3 separate regions of the Homo sapiens genome follow, and regions 2 and 3 are each linked to region 1. Evidence: read pairs that join two places in POLR2A ChIA-PET (ENCODE). Cell type or tissue: HepG2. All regions are shown on one strand.

What was found. Peaks named below come from ENCODE experiments on the same cell type or tissue, not always from the same donor. Only the 100,000 strongest peaks of a DNase experiment are listed, where the experiment ranks them.
Region 2: POLR2A ChIA-PET joins it to region 1 with 5 read pairs; 4 of 35 experiments call an interaction of 5 or more read pairs at or near these places.
Region 3: POLR2A ChIA-PET joins it to region 1 with 9 read pairs; 7 of 35 experiments call an interaction of 5 or more read pairs at or near these places.

The regions. Positions count from the first base shown.
Region 1 is chr12:56,079,945-56,083,944 of GRCh38, forward strand. ERBB3 (erb-b2 receptor tyrosine kinase 3) reads left to right here and starts at 221. Exons shown (of 28, transcript NM_001982.4): 1 at 221-438; 2 at 3,807-3,958. The coding sequence starts at 357. RefSeq lists an enhancer at 1-868. In HepG2, CTCF peaks have their summits at 110 and 1,031; DNase peaks (open chromatin) are centred at 117, 997, 2,107 and 3,287; H3K4me3 peaks cover 3,600 bases.
Region 2 is chr12:56,200,988-56,204,987 of GRCh38, forward strand. It overlaps RNF41 (ring finger protein 41), which reads right to left. Exons shown (of 7, transcript NM_005785.4): 7 at 1,192-4,000. Among named protein-coding and RNA genes, the nearest start is that of TRS-CGA4-1, 13 kb to the left of the region's middle. In HepG2, no CTCF peak of the experiment used is centred here; no DNase peak of the experiment used is centred here.
Region 3 is chr12:56,228,770-56,232,769 of GRCh38, forward strand. It overlaps NABP2 (nucleic acid binding protein 2), which reads left to right. Exons shown (of 7, transcript NM_024068.4): 7 at 245-1,085. The coding sequence ends at 444. It overlaps SLC39A5 (solute carrier family 39 member 5), which reads left to right and starts at 1,282. Exons shown (of 13, transcript NM_173596.3): 1 at 1,282-1,353; 2 at 1,471-1,526; 3 at 2,062-2,104; 4 at 2,435-2,792; 5 at 3,920-4,000. The coding sequence starts at 2,506. In HepG2, no CTCF peak of the experiment used is centred here; a DNase peak (open chromatin) is centred at 1,892; H3K4me3 peaks cover 1,998 bases.

The DNA.
Region 1 (4,000 bases):
TCCTCGATCTGCTCCGCCAAGTTGCGGGACCGCGGGGCGTGGCACGCTCGGGGCAGGCGGTCCGAGGCTCCGCAATCCCTACTCCAGCCTCGCGCGGGAGGGGGCGCGGCCGTGACTCACCCCCTTCCCTCTGCGTTCCTCCCTCCCTCTCTCTCTCTCTCTCACACACACACACCCCTCCCCTGCCATCCCTCCCCGGACTCCGGCTCCGGCTCCGATTGCAATTTGCAACCTCCGCTGCCGTCGCCGCAGCAGCCACCAATTCGCCAGCGGTTCAGGTGGCTCTTGCCTCGATGTCCTAGCCTAGGGGCCCCCGGGCCGGACTTGGCTGGGCTCCCTTCACCCTCTGCGGAGTCATGAGGGCGAACGACGCTCTGCAGGTGCTGGGCTTGCTTTTCAGCCTGGCCCGGGGCTCCGAGGTGGGCAACTCTCAGGCAGGTAAGTGGCGCGAGAGCACCGGCGGGCTCGGCACCTGGGAGCCGGAACCCAGTGCGCGCAGCCTCGGAGGGTATGGGCACGGTCTCAGGCGGCGCGGGGTTGTGGGTGCTGCCCCCGGTTTGCCAGGACCACCTGGGAGAGGGGCGGTCAGGCTCGGGTTATCGGCGTGGTCCGGCCGAGGGCGGCATTCCGGGACCCTCACGCCACCCTTCTCCAGAGCGTCGCCGACCCTCTAATTGGTCTCCCCAGAAGAGGCTGAGGCCGAAACAGTAGTTCACACTTCTGAGGGGCCCTGCAGGGAGGGGAGCAGGGAACTTCATTCTGTAAACAGGAGGTGCTTGGAGGTGGGGGCCTTGGCGGGAAGGGTCTCGGTTTGCTCGCCAACCCCCTGCCCCCCACCCGCGCCGATTTCAGCTACCCCTAGTTTCGTTGTTTTGCCGACAGGGCGGAGCTACAGAAGGTTGGAGGGGGTTGTTGTTCTCTGGTGTTGGAAAAACAGGAGCGGCACCTCCTCTTCCGTGAGTGAGCCTGCCCTGGGGAGGTCTGAGATTAACCAGAGGGCCAAGTTCAGGTGACATCAGGCAGGAGGCCCAACAGAGGCTGGCGCCCCCTTTCCTCAGTATAGCAGAGCTTAAGCAACATCTCTTTGTCAAGACCCAGGTCAACACAACTCATATTTATTGAGCATCTACTATACACAAGGCCCTGGGCCAGGAGCTGTAAGGGCAAGGATGTCCAGCCTCTGGTCTTTTCTCTCCCCAACCTGAGGATCAAGAGGGCACCTCTGCTACTTTCTAAGCCTCCTGCCTTGGGGAGTCCTTCCTGGGCTCAGCTTGTGCCTCCCGCCCCCATTTTGCTTATTGTCTGACACTGTCTCTAGGACCCTAGACAGAGCCCCGGATTGCTCTTCTCCAGTCCTCCCCCGACTCCCATGCTATCTGAGCCCACCCCTTTGGGGTGTCTCTGGGACCGTGGACACCTGAGGACTGAAGTTCTGTGGATCTCCTCCCCTCCCCTCAGATCTCAGCTTGGGGTTTGGCACAGCCAGGGCCCCTTCCCCAGTGTGGGAGTGGAAGAAACCACCTGTGCTTCCCTCACAGTTGCTGGGCCTAAATTTAGATCCTGGGATTTTTAGATGTGAACACTCCCAGCTGGTGGAGGGGGGTGGTCTGGGGACTGGCGTGGGAGGGAGCAGTGGAGTGACTGTATAACTGTCCCATCCAGACTCCTGCAATCTTCACCCAGAAACCCAGGAGTACCAGAGTCTGGCCACCCTCCCTGGGGAGGCAGGAGGCAGGCATGGTTGGGTCTCTTTACCCTTTATCTGGGTCCTGCAGCCTCTGGGCATCCGGCCCTGTCTCAGTCCTTCTATAGCCCCTTTGTCCTGGCTGTGATGGGGGTGGGGGATGTTGGAGGGGAGGCCTCTGGTTGAGGAGGGGCTGGAGATTCTGGCTCTATCCCACCCCTAGTGCTCTCTACCAAAGGAGGGCCTGTGACACTGCCCCTCCCTATGCTCCCGGTTCCTGGGTACAGCAGGGATTTTTATGATTCCCTTCCCCTGCCCTGCTCCCCAAGCTGCCTAGCTCCTCCCCAGAGGTGTTGTTTGTGCTCCCTTCCTGCCCAGGCCCTTTGCCCCCTGTTTGTGTAATATGGACTTTACCCTCAGGGTAGCAGGGAACTGGGCTACCTCTAACACTGTAGCCTTCCAAGCACAGACACAAAGTCTGCACAAACACTTATGGGCACGTGGGATAGATGGGGCCACCTGAAATACTTCCTGCAAGGAAACCCAACTATAGATTCCTGAGCCAGCAGGACCAATGTGTACGTGTTCGTGTGTACATTGTGTGTGTATGTGTGTGCCCACACTACTACTTCCCTGTGCAGAAAGCTTGGCTCCTCCCTTATCTGGGGAGAAGTGTTGGCACTATAACTTGGGAAAGGGGGTATCCTGCCAGGAAGGGGATTGGGGTGGGGCTGTTCCAGAAATGACTAACCTTCCTAGTCTCTTTCATTTCAACCCAAGGACCCTGGAGTTCCCAGCTCCTCTGGAACTAGCTCTCTTTGCTGGGACTAGCCAACCTTCATGGGGAGTGATAAGGAGCCCTCCAAGGTCAAGAAGTCAGACTAGGGGTGTATGTTATAGGAGGGATTGGGGCCTCACCAGTCTCCCTCCCTCCATTCCCACTGTTGCCTCCCACTGAGCTACCACCGCCTCAGGGAAGGGTGGCTGGAACAGGTGGTATCTACCCCCTACTCCCCACCCCACACATGGTCTTTCCCTGAACCAGAGGAAAGAGACTGGGGTAGGGCTTCAGAGTCCAGGACTTCCCATAGCCCGTTGTCCACCACATTTGCAAAGAAGAGTGAACTCCCAAGGCTGACATGCCATGTACCTCTAGTCTAGGCTCTCCCCTAGTGTGGGTGAGGATTGCCATGGTGAAAGGCTTTTTCATGAACCTCTTCTAACAATGAAATTGTGTGGAGGCTCAATATGGGGCATCTGCTACTATCTCTCTCCAGGTTCCTCTGTATTTGCTGAAAAATACTCTAGGGCTGGAAAGTGATGCTGAGGTTGCTAGAGTGTGTTGGGATGGGGGAGAGAGTGAGAAGGAAACCCTGAGTTTAGGAAGGCGGGGAGGCAACTAGCTCCTTATCTTTCAGCTTTAAAGACAAAGCTCCCATTGACCCCCCCTCACCCCAGCACTGCCAGAGCTCCCCCCTCTACTGAGGTCACTTGTCTGAGCCCAAGGCTTGAGGGTGGAGGGGAGTGCTGCTGAGGACGGGGTGTCTAGGGACAGGGTGGGGCAGCCCCCCTCCTGGATAGAATCGCCTCATTGTGGGCTGGACTGTGGCCCCAGGCACTGCCCCCACCCTCTGCCCCCATCCCACCCTCAGTAGACACAATAGGGGCTGTGTACTAGTCCCAAAGAGATATTTATTCCAGGACCTAGAGAGAGGCAGGATGAGGGTAGAGAAGTGAGTGCCCTAGTTGGAGGGGGAGAGGAGGGTAATCAAAGTTGCGGCCTTTTCCTAACTTCTCTTTTCTAGGGAGAGAAACAAATTCCCTGTCTTCCTTCTCAGTTAACCCCTTAGTACCCAAAAGAAGCACAGAGGGGTCCCAGGTTGAAAAAGGAAATCTTTTCACCTTCCCATTCATGGAATGGTAAGGGGATTCTGAGAAGAGAGAAAGCTCTCAGGCCACTACAGCTTCTGCCTATCGCTTGTGGGAGGGTTGGAGGCAAATGCCATCTGATCCTGTCTAATGTAACTGGAAGAGGGCAACCAAGGGGGTGATCTTTGGGGATGGCAGATGGGCTGAGAATTTGTGTCCAGCCCTCAGCCACTCTTCCCTCTGCTTTGAACAGTGTGTCCTGGGACTCTGAATGGCCTGAGTGTGACCGGCGATGCTGAGAACCAATACCAGACACTGTACAAGCTCTACGAGAGGTGTGAGGTGGTGATGGGGAACCTTGAGATTGTGCTCACGGGACACAATGCCGACCTCTCCTTCCTGCAGGTTAGTGAGCCCACCCTCCTTCCTCAACCTGCTCCTCTTTAT
Region 2 (4,000 bases), 120 kb after region 1:
TGGCACGATCTCGGCTCACTGCAAGCTCCGCCTCCTGGGTTCACGCAATTCTCCTGCCTCAGCCTCCCGAGTAGCTGGGACTACAGGCGCCCGCCACCACGCCTGGCTAATTTTTTTTTTTATATTTTTAGCAGAGACGGGGTTTCACCATGTTAGCCAGGATGGTCTCGATCTCATGACCTCGTGATCCGCCCGCCTCGGCCTCCCAAAGTGCTGGGATTACAGGCATGAGCCCCCGCGCCTGGCCAATCTTTTCAACAAATTAGGGTTACACAAAAAAAGGTGGTTTCATGAACCCAGATAGAGGGTAAAAGAGAAATAACCTGATGTAATTCGTGGTCCTGGATTGGACCCAGGTTTAGACACAAATTAGCTACAAAAGGACTTTTCAGACAGGTGCAATGGCTCACACTTGTAATCCCAACACTTTGGGAGGCTGAGGTGGGCAGATCACTTGAGCTCAGGAGTTTGAGACCAACCTGGGCAACATGGTGAAACCCTGTCTCTACAAAATATACAAGAAACAAATCAGCTGGGCATGGTGGTGCACATCTGTGGTCCCAGCTGCTTGGGAGGCTGAGATGGGAGGACTGCTTGAGCCCAGCAGGAGGTCAAGGCTATAGTGAGCTGTAGTGAGTCGTGATTGTGCCACTGCACTCTAGCCTAGGTGACAAGAGTGAGATCCTGTGTCAAAAAAAAAAAAAAGACTTTTCTTGGGACAATTAGGGTAATGTAAACATGGGTTTGTAGTAGATTATTCATTATACATTGTTAATTGTAAACACTTGTTATTTAGGTAATGTCAAAAATATTTTTATTTTTCCAATGTATATACTGAAGTAAAAAATTAAGACAATGAAGCCAGGTGCAGTGGCTCACACTTGTAATCCCAGCACTTTGGGAGGCCAAGGCAGGTGGATTCCTTGAGCTCAGGAGTTTGAGACCAGCCTCAGCAACATGGTGAAACCCCATCTCTACAAAAAATACAAAAAATTAGCCCGGTGTGGTGGCGCATGCCTGTGGTCCCAGCTACCTAAGAGGCTGAGGTAGGAGGATCACTTGAGCCTGGGAGGTGGAGGTTGCAGTGAGCCAAAATTACGTCATGCACTCCAGCCTCAGCTACAGAGCCAGACCCTATCTAAAAAAAAAAAAAAAAAAAAAAAAAAAATTAAGACAGTGTATCAAAGTCACTGAAAGAGATGAAACAAAAAAAATTTTACTAGTATTAAAACAGATTAAGACAATTCCAGGTGCAGTAGCCCCAGCTACTCCAGAAGCTGAAGTGGGAAGACCACTAGAGCCCAGGAGTTTGAGGCTACAGTGAGCTATATGATGGTGCCACTGCACTCCAGTCTGGGTGACAGTGTTCTTTCTACTCCCTCCTTCCCCCAGTTCTCCTGACCTTAAAAGTTTAGAACAGGTTGGCAAATTTTTTTCTGTAAAAGACCAAGTATTTTAGGCTTTGTTCCAGCTACTTAACCCTGCTGTTGTAATGTGAAAGCAGCCACAGACAATATATAAACAAGTGGGCATAACTGTATTCCAATAAAGTTTTTTACAAAAGCAGGCAGTGGGGTTGTAACCTGTAGTTTGCTGACCTCTGACCTATAACAAGTAACACTTCCTGAAAAGCCTTTCCTGATACCCATCAGAATCAGGAGCTTTATCGTCCTTGGCTCACATATTACTAGTAAATCCACTTAGCACATTTATGATCCCTTATTATATATTCATCTCCATTAGGGACTAAGTTCTTTGCAGGTAGGTGCCATTTTGCTACATAAGCCTCCTCATGTTCACTCTAGTGAGTATCTCACAGGGCAGACATTCAATGAATATTTGTTTCTAAAAATCGTATCTTCTGTAAAAGGACAATATGACACCATTCATAACATTCACAAGAATGAGCAGCAAGTTCTAAAAGTAATTTTAAAGGAGTTTAAGGGGGGAAAAGCACTGCTAATGTCACTAGGATACATACATTGCCTCTTATGCTCTATACTGTGACATGCTTATCAGTATTTTATAAACATACCTTGTGTGCATAGAAGCGCAGACTCAGCACAGAAATGCCTTTTTTTTTTTTTTCAAGCCACTAGAGTATCAAGAGTACTATTAGGTTTACATCAGGTGCATGATAAATGCTCAAATTTAAAACAAACTTCTGGGAGGAGGAAAAGATATCCCTTTTTCTTTTCTTTTCTTTTTTTTTTTTGAGACAGGCTCTTGCTCTGTCACCAGGCTGGAGTGCAGTGGCATGATCTCAGCTCACTGCAACCTCCACCTCCCAGGTTCAAGCGATTCTTGTGCCTTAGCCTTCCAAGGAGCTGGGATCATAGTGGCGTCCCACCATGTCTGGCTATCCTTTTTCTTATGACAGGGAAAGGTAGCAGCAAATACTTATGAAGACTGGTTTTTTTTTTTTTTTTTTTGAGACGGAGTCTTGCTCTGTTGCCCAGGCTGGAGTGCAGTGGCGTGATCTCAGCTCACTGCAAGCTCCGCCTCCCAGGTTCACACCATTCTCCTGCCTCAGCCTCCTGAGTAGCTGGGAGGACAGGCGCCTGTCCGGCTAATTTATTTATATTTTTAGTAGAGACAGGGTTTCACCATGTTAGCCAGGATGGTCTCGATCTCCTGACGTTGTGATCCACCCACCTTGGCCTCCCAAAGTGCTGGGATTACAGACGTGAGCCACCGTGCCCGGCCTATGAAGACTTTTTTTTTTTTTTTTTTTTTTAGACGGAGCCTTGCTCTGTCGCCCAGGCTGGAATGCAGTGGCCCAATCTCTGCTCACTGCAAGCTCTGCCTCCCGGGTTCACGCCATTCTCCTGCCTCAGCCTCCTAAGTAGCTGGGACTACAGGTGCCTGCCACCACGCCCGGCTAATTTTTTGTATTTTTAGTAGAGACGGGGTTTCACTGTGTTAGCCAGGATGGTCTCGAACTCCTGACCTTGTGATCCACCCACCTCGGCCTCCCAAAGTGCTGGGATTACAGGCGTGAGCCACCGCGCCCGGCTATGAAGACTATTTTTATAAGTAAATAATTATGAAACCTCTGCAAGTACATTTCCCTCCTCACATTTACGTTCTTAGCTAGGAAACACTGGGAGGTAGAGACTTCTCTGCCTGCAAAGGAATTCTAGATTCTAAAGCAAAGTTGCTTGTGGGACAAAGGAAAAAGATATATACATATCTTCTGTAGAAATTATCCCAAAAACTCAGGACCACTCAGGGAAGACATGGAATTTAGGATAAAGGCAGACCCTGGGAAGCACACAGTTCAGATCACTAGAGAGCTTTGGCTGCTACAGAACAGGAGATAGGAGGGAAGAATGCAGGAGGGTACATGGGAAAGCAGCTGTGAAGTGCACACTACTCCCAGACATCCTCCTGAAAGAGAAGTTAGCACTAAGATAAGGGTAGGTAACAAAGTAAGGAAGAAAGGGAATTAAGGTGAGAGAAAGGCAAAAGCAGAGGGGAAACCTTCTCAAGAAAGGGAGTAATGCTGAAGAATTTAGAGAGTTGAGTAAAAGGTTTATTATTAGTGCAGTCAACACCATGGAACAGCACATACAACACAACCAGCAACCTGCAGAGACACTAGTGCAAAGGGTAGGGAAGCCTTTCACTGAGCTTCCTGGCTCCATCTGAGGGTAAGGACAGGACAGTATGAGCCTTGGTTAAGGCAGGTAGGGGAAAGGGGAGTGGAAGAAATGTAGTAACCAGAGTAAGTATAGCAGCGTTTTCAAATTCCTGAGCACAATGTCCCAGAGCTGGAACCCTACTCCCCTCAAGCTTTCCACCCCAATCCCAGTGGAGCCATGATCCAACTACCCAGACCTGCAGCAAGCTAGCCTGGAATAAAATTCTGAGAGGAAGCCATTACATGGTGGGGAGGAGCCTTTCTATCTCCAACCACACTCCCACCTCCATATTAAAATAATCACACCTATTATCTCTCCCCTTCTCTTACTCTGCCAGTCACTCTAGGGATCAAGGT
Region 3 (4,000 bases), 150 kb after region 1:
AACTACAAGAGAAAAATACCGTACCGAGGTTCATGTAGCAACTTCCTAAATGATCGTGTAAGTCTTCTCTGGAGCTCCATTCATACTCGCAGCCCACAGTCTTTTGCATTTGGTCCAGTTGGCATTAAGATGCAGTTGTGCATGGTGAAGACTGTGCCACTCTTTGGGGCATGGAGACAGGCCTTGGGATGGACCCCTCTCCTATGTTAACTAATTCCTTTGTTTCTTCTCCTCCCACAATTAGCCTCTGAGAACCAGAATGGGAATGGACTGAGTGCCCCACCAGGTCCCGGTGGTGGCCCACATCCCCCTCATACTCCCTCCCACCCACCCAGCACCCGAATCACTCGAAGCCAGCCCAACCACACACCTGCAGGCCCGCCTGGCCCTTCCAGCAACCCTGTTAGTAACGGCAAAGAAACCCGGAGGAGCAGCAAGAGATAGCATGACATTCTTTCTTCCTGCCACCAACCACATCCCAAGTGTCCCCTGGAGAGCAAGATAGCCTTCCACTGATTGGCTGGTGTAGCAGTATTTTAGCCACTGAACTTCAGTGGAGGGTGGTGAGCAGTGTCCTTATCCACCCTAATCTCATACTCCCTCATTGTCCAGCTGAACTACCTGTCCCCTGGGAGTCAGGACCCTCTGCCTGCTCTCTTTCCTCTTTAGAAATGGCAGTTACTGGCTGGGCGCAGTGGCTCACGCTTGTAATCCCAGCACTTTGGGAAGCCGAGGTGGGCGGATCACCTGAGGTCGGGAGTTCAAGACCAGCCTGACCAACATGGAGAAACCCCGTGTCTACTAAAAATACAGAATTAGCCAGGCATGGTGGCGTATGCCTGTAATCCCAGCTACTTAGGAGGCTGAGGCAGGAGAATCTCTTGAAACCGGGAGGCGGAGGTTGAGGTGAGCCGAAATTGCACCATTGCACTCCAGCCTGGGCAATAAGAGCGAAACTCCATCTCAAAAAAAAAAGAAAGAAAGAAAGAAAGAAAGAAAGAAATGGCAGTTACCATCTGTTTCTTCTGTGTGAGACATGGGAGTCTAACTGAAGTCTCTCCTTCCTAATAAATGTTACCACTCTACTCTGTGTTGGACTCCTTTGCTTTCTGTGGGAAAAGGAAGAGGTTAGCAACTAGGCATTTGGGAAGGTGGGGTGTCCCTAGAAGGTGGAAGGAAAATAGGTTACAGGTAAGGAGGCCCAGGCAAAGCAGACCTGCCCCTTTAAGGTAGTGTCCCTCCCCTACCCCCTCCCTGCAGGTGACCCTTGCCCGCCTGCCTGCCTGCCCCCCCAGCTGGAACCAAGAAGGTTGTGTCCCCCTTCCTCTGGGTGTCCTTGTCTCCTGCTATCAGGTAATGCCAACCTCAACCCCCTGGACCAGTCACCCCGATCAGACTTTGCTTGCCTGATTTTAGGCCAGGTCAGACATCAGAGGAGAGCCCAGATCCTTGTTTCCTCTCCCCCCGCAGGGCTTCCCCTTTCTTGGTCATCGATCCCTAGAGCTCTGGCTCTTTCTCTTCTTGGGGTGAGAAACTGCTAAGAACAGTTTATTTCCCATGCATGCATCTGGGCTTGCCACTGATCTGCCTTTTCCCCCCTCCTCCCCAGGTTAGGGACACCTGGGTCCAACCTTCCCAAGGAATATGGGGATGGGGGTTGGAGATGAAGTTTAGTGCTAGACTGTAAGGTAGGTGGGGTGGAAGTACATGAGGGAAAGGGCTAAAATGGTACTAATGGTGTTAAGGATAGGGTGAATTATTTAAGAGGAAAAAGACTAGGCCCAGGTTCTCCTTAGCCATGTGGCTTTCCCAGGGCAGAGGGTGGCCCCTCCCTACCCAGGGGCCCAGCAGAGACTGACTTTTGATCCCTACCCCAGAGACCAGTGAACCATTAACTCCTCTCTTATGTGAGCCTTCACACACTGGCCCCACCCCTGACCCCGCCCCAAGGCAGGTGGGCTAGGAGGGGGTGCATGTCCATCTCAGCCTTCTATGTGACGTGGCCTCCGATCCACCTGGACACCTGGAGGCTAAGCCTGGATTCCCCCTTCCCTGACTCAGGAACTGCTTAACGTCTACAGCAAGGCCTAATAGGGGACCTGAGGTGACAGCTCTTATGTTGCCAGTAGGGGTGAGGCCCTGGGGATTGAGGGGGGATAAAGAGGTGGGGCAAAGTTGAGGGGTGGGGTTTAGGGGACAAGGAATGGACGGTCAGCTCTGGATGAAGTATGAGGAGAGCTCTGACTCAGGGAGGTGCTCCAGGAACCAGCAAACAAGAGGCTGCTCCCGCAGGAGGCAGTGTGAAGGGAGAAAGAAGGCTGCAGTAGGGGCTGCTGCTGGACTCGGTGGGGAGCAGGTGCAAGGAGCTCTGGCTCCCCCATGGACCTGAGCTGGAGAGCAGAGCGCAGCTCCAGCCCATTCCTCATTCTTCCAGGGCACAGTCCTCAGGATGTTTCGGGGAGAATAGGAGCCAGAACCTGAGCCCCTAAGCTATTCCCCTCACCAATGATGGGGTCCCCAGTGAGTCATCTGCTGGCCGGCTTCTGTGTGTGGGTCGTCTTGGGCTGGGTAGGGGGCTCAGTCCCCAACCTGGGCCCTGCTGAGCAGGAGCAGAACCATTACCTGGCCCAGCTGTTTGGCCTGTACGGCGAGAATGGGACGCTGACTGCAGGGGGCTTGGCGCGGCTTCTCCACAGCCTGGGGCTAGGCCGAGTTCAGGGGCTTCGCCTGGGACAGCATGGGCCTCTGACTGGACGGGCTGCATCCCCAGCTGCAGACAATTCCACACACAGGTACTGACCCCTTCCTCCACTCCACAGGGCCACATCTCCCAGGTCCTCTCAGTGCTTGCCCCCAGTTGCCTCGTTCTGGCTTCCTCACGAGATCCCTGGAGTTACAAATTCTTCAGAACCGAGCTCCTTGGTATCTCTTCAAAACCTCTCATGCTTCTATTGCCTTCTCTCTCTTTTCTTGAGACTGGGGGTCTCGCTTTGTCACCCAGGCTAAAGTGCAGTGACACATTCACGGCTCACTGCAACCTCTGCTTCCCAGGCTGAAGCCATCCTCCCACCTCAGCCTCCTGAGCAGCTGGGACCATAGGCACACACCACCACAGCCGGCTAATTTTAAAAATTTTTTACAGAGACAAGGGTTTCGCTGTGTTGCCCAGGCTGGTCTCAAACTCCTGGGCTCAGCTCAGCGATCTGCCTGCCTCAGCTTCCCAAAGTGCTGGGACTACAGATGTGAACTACCACCCTAGCCCTCCGTTGCCTTCTAATTCTCTCCTCCTCCAAATCTCTAAGCCCTTAAATTTCTTGCTCTTAGTATCACTGTTCAGTGTCTCTGGGCTGATTTGGCTCCAAATTCGTAGACTTCTTTTTTCTTTTCTTTTCTTTTTTTTTTTTTTTTTTTTTTGAGACAGAGTCTCGCTCTGTCGCCCAGGCTGGAGTGCAGTGGTGTGATCTTGGCTCACTGTAACCTCTGCCTCCCCGGTTCAAGCGATTCTCCTGCCTCGGCCTCCTGAGTAGCTGGGATTACAGGCACACACCACCACGCCGGGCTAATTTTTGCAATTTTAGTAGAGACGGGGTTTCACCATTTTGGTCAGGCTGGTCTCGAACTTCCAACCTCAGGTGATCCACCCACCTCAGCCTCCCAAAGTGCTGGGATTACAGGCGTGAGCCACCGTGCCCAGCCATTCGTAGCCCTTTTGGTTGTCGTCCTTTTTTTTCTGTCCCCCCCAGTGGCAGAAAATGGACAACTCACAGATCTTCCTAAGAATGACATTCCATGGTTTCTGGGTCCCAGGATCTCCAGTCAGTGGCTAGTCCCCCCATTCCCCCTAAAATCCCTGGGAGCCTCTCAAAGCGGGTTGATAGAGAACACAAGGGAGGCTGACTTGCTGTCTCATCCATTCCAGGCCACAGAACCCTGAGCTGAGTGTGGATGTCTGGGCAGGGATGCCTCTGGGTCCCTCAGGGTGGGGTGACCTGGAAGAGTC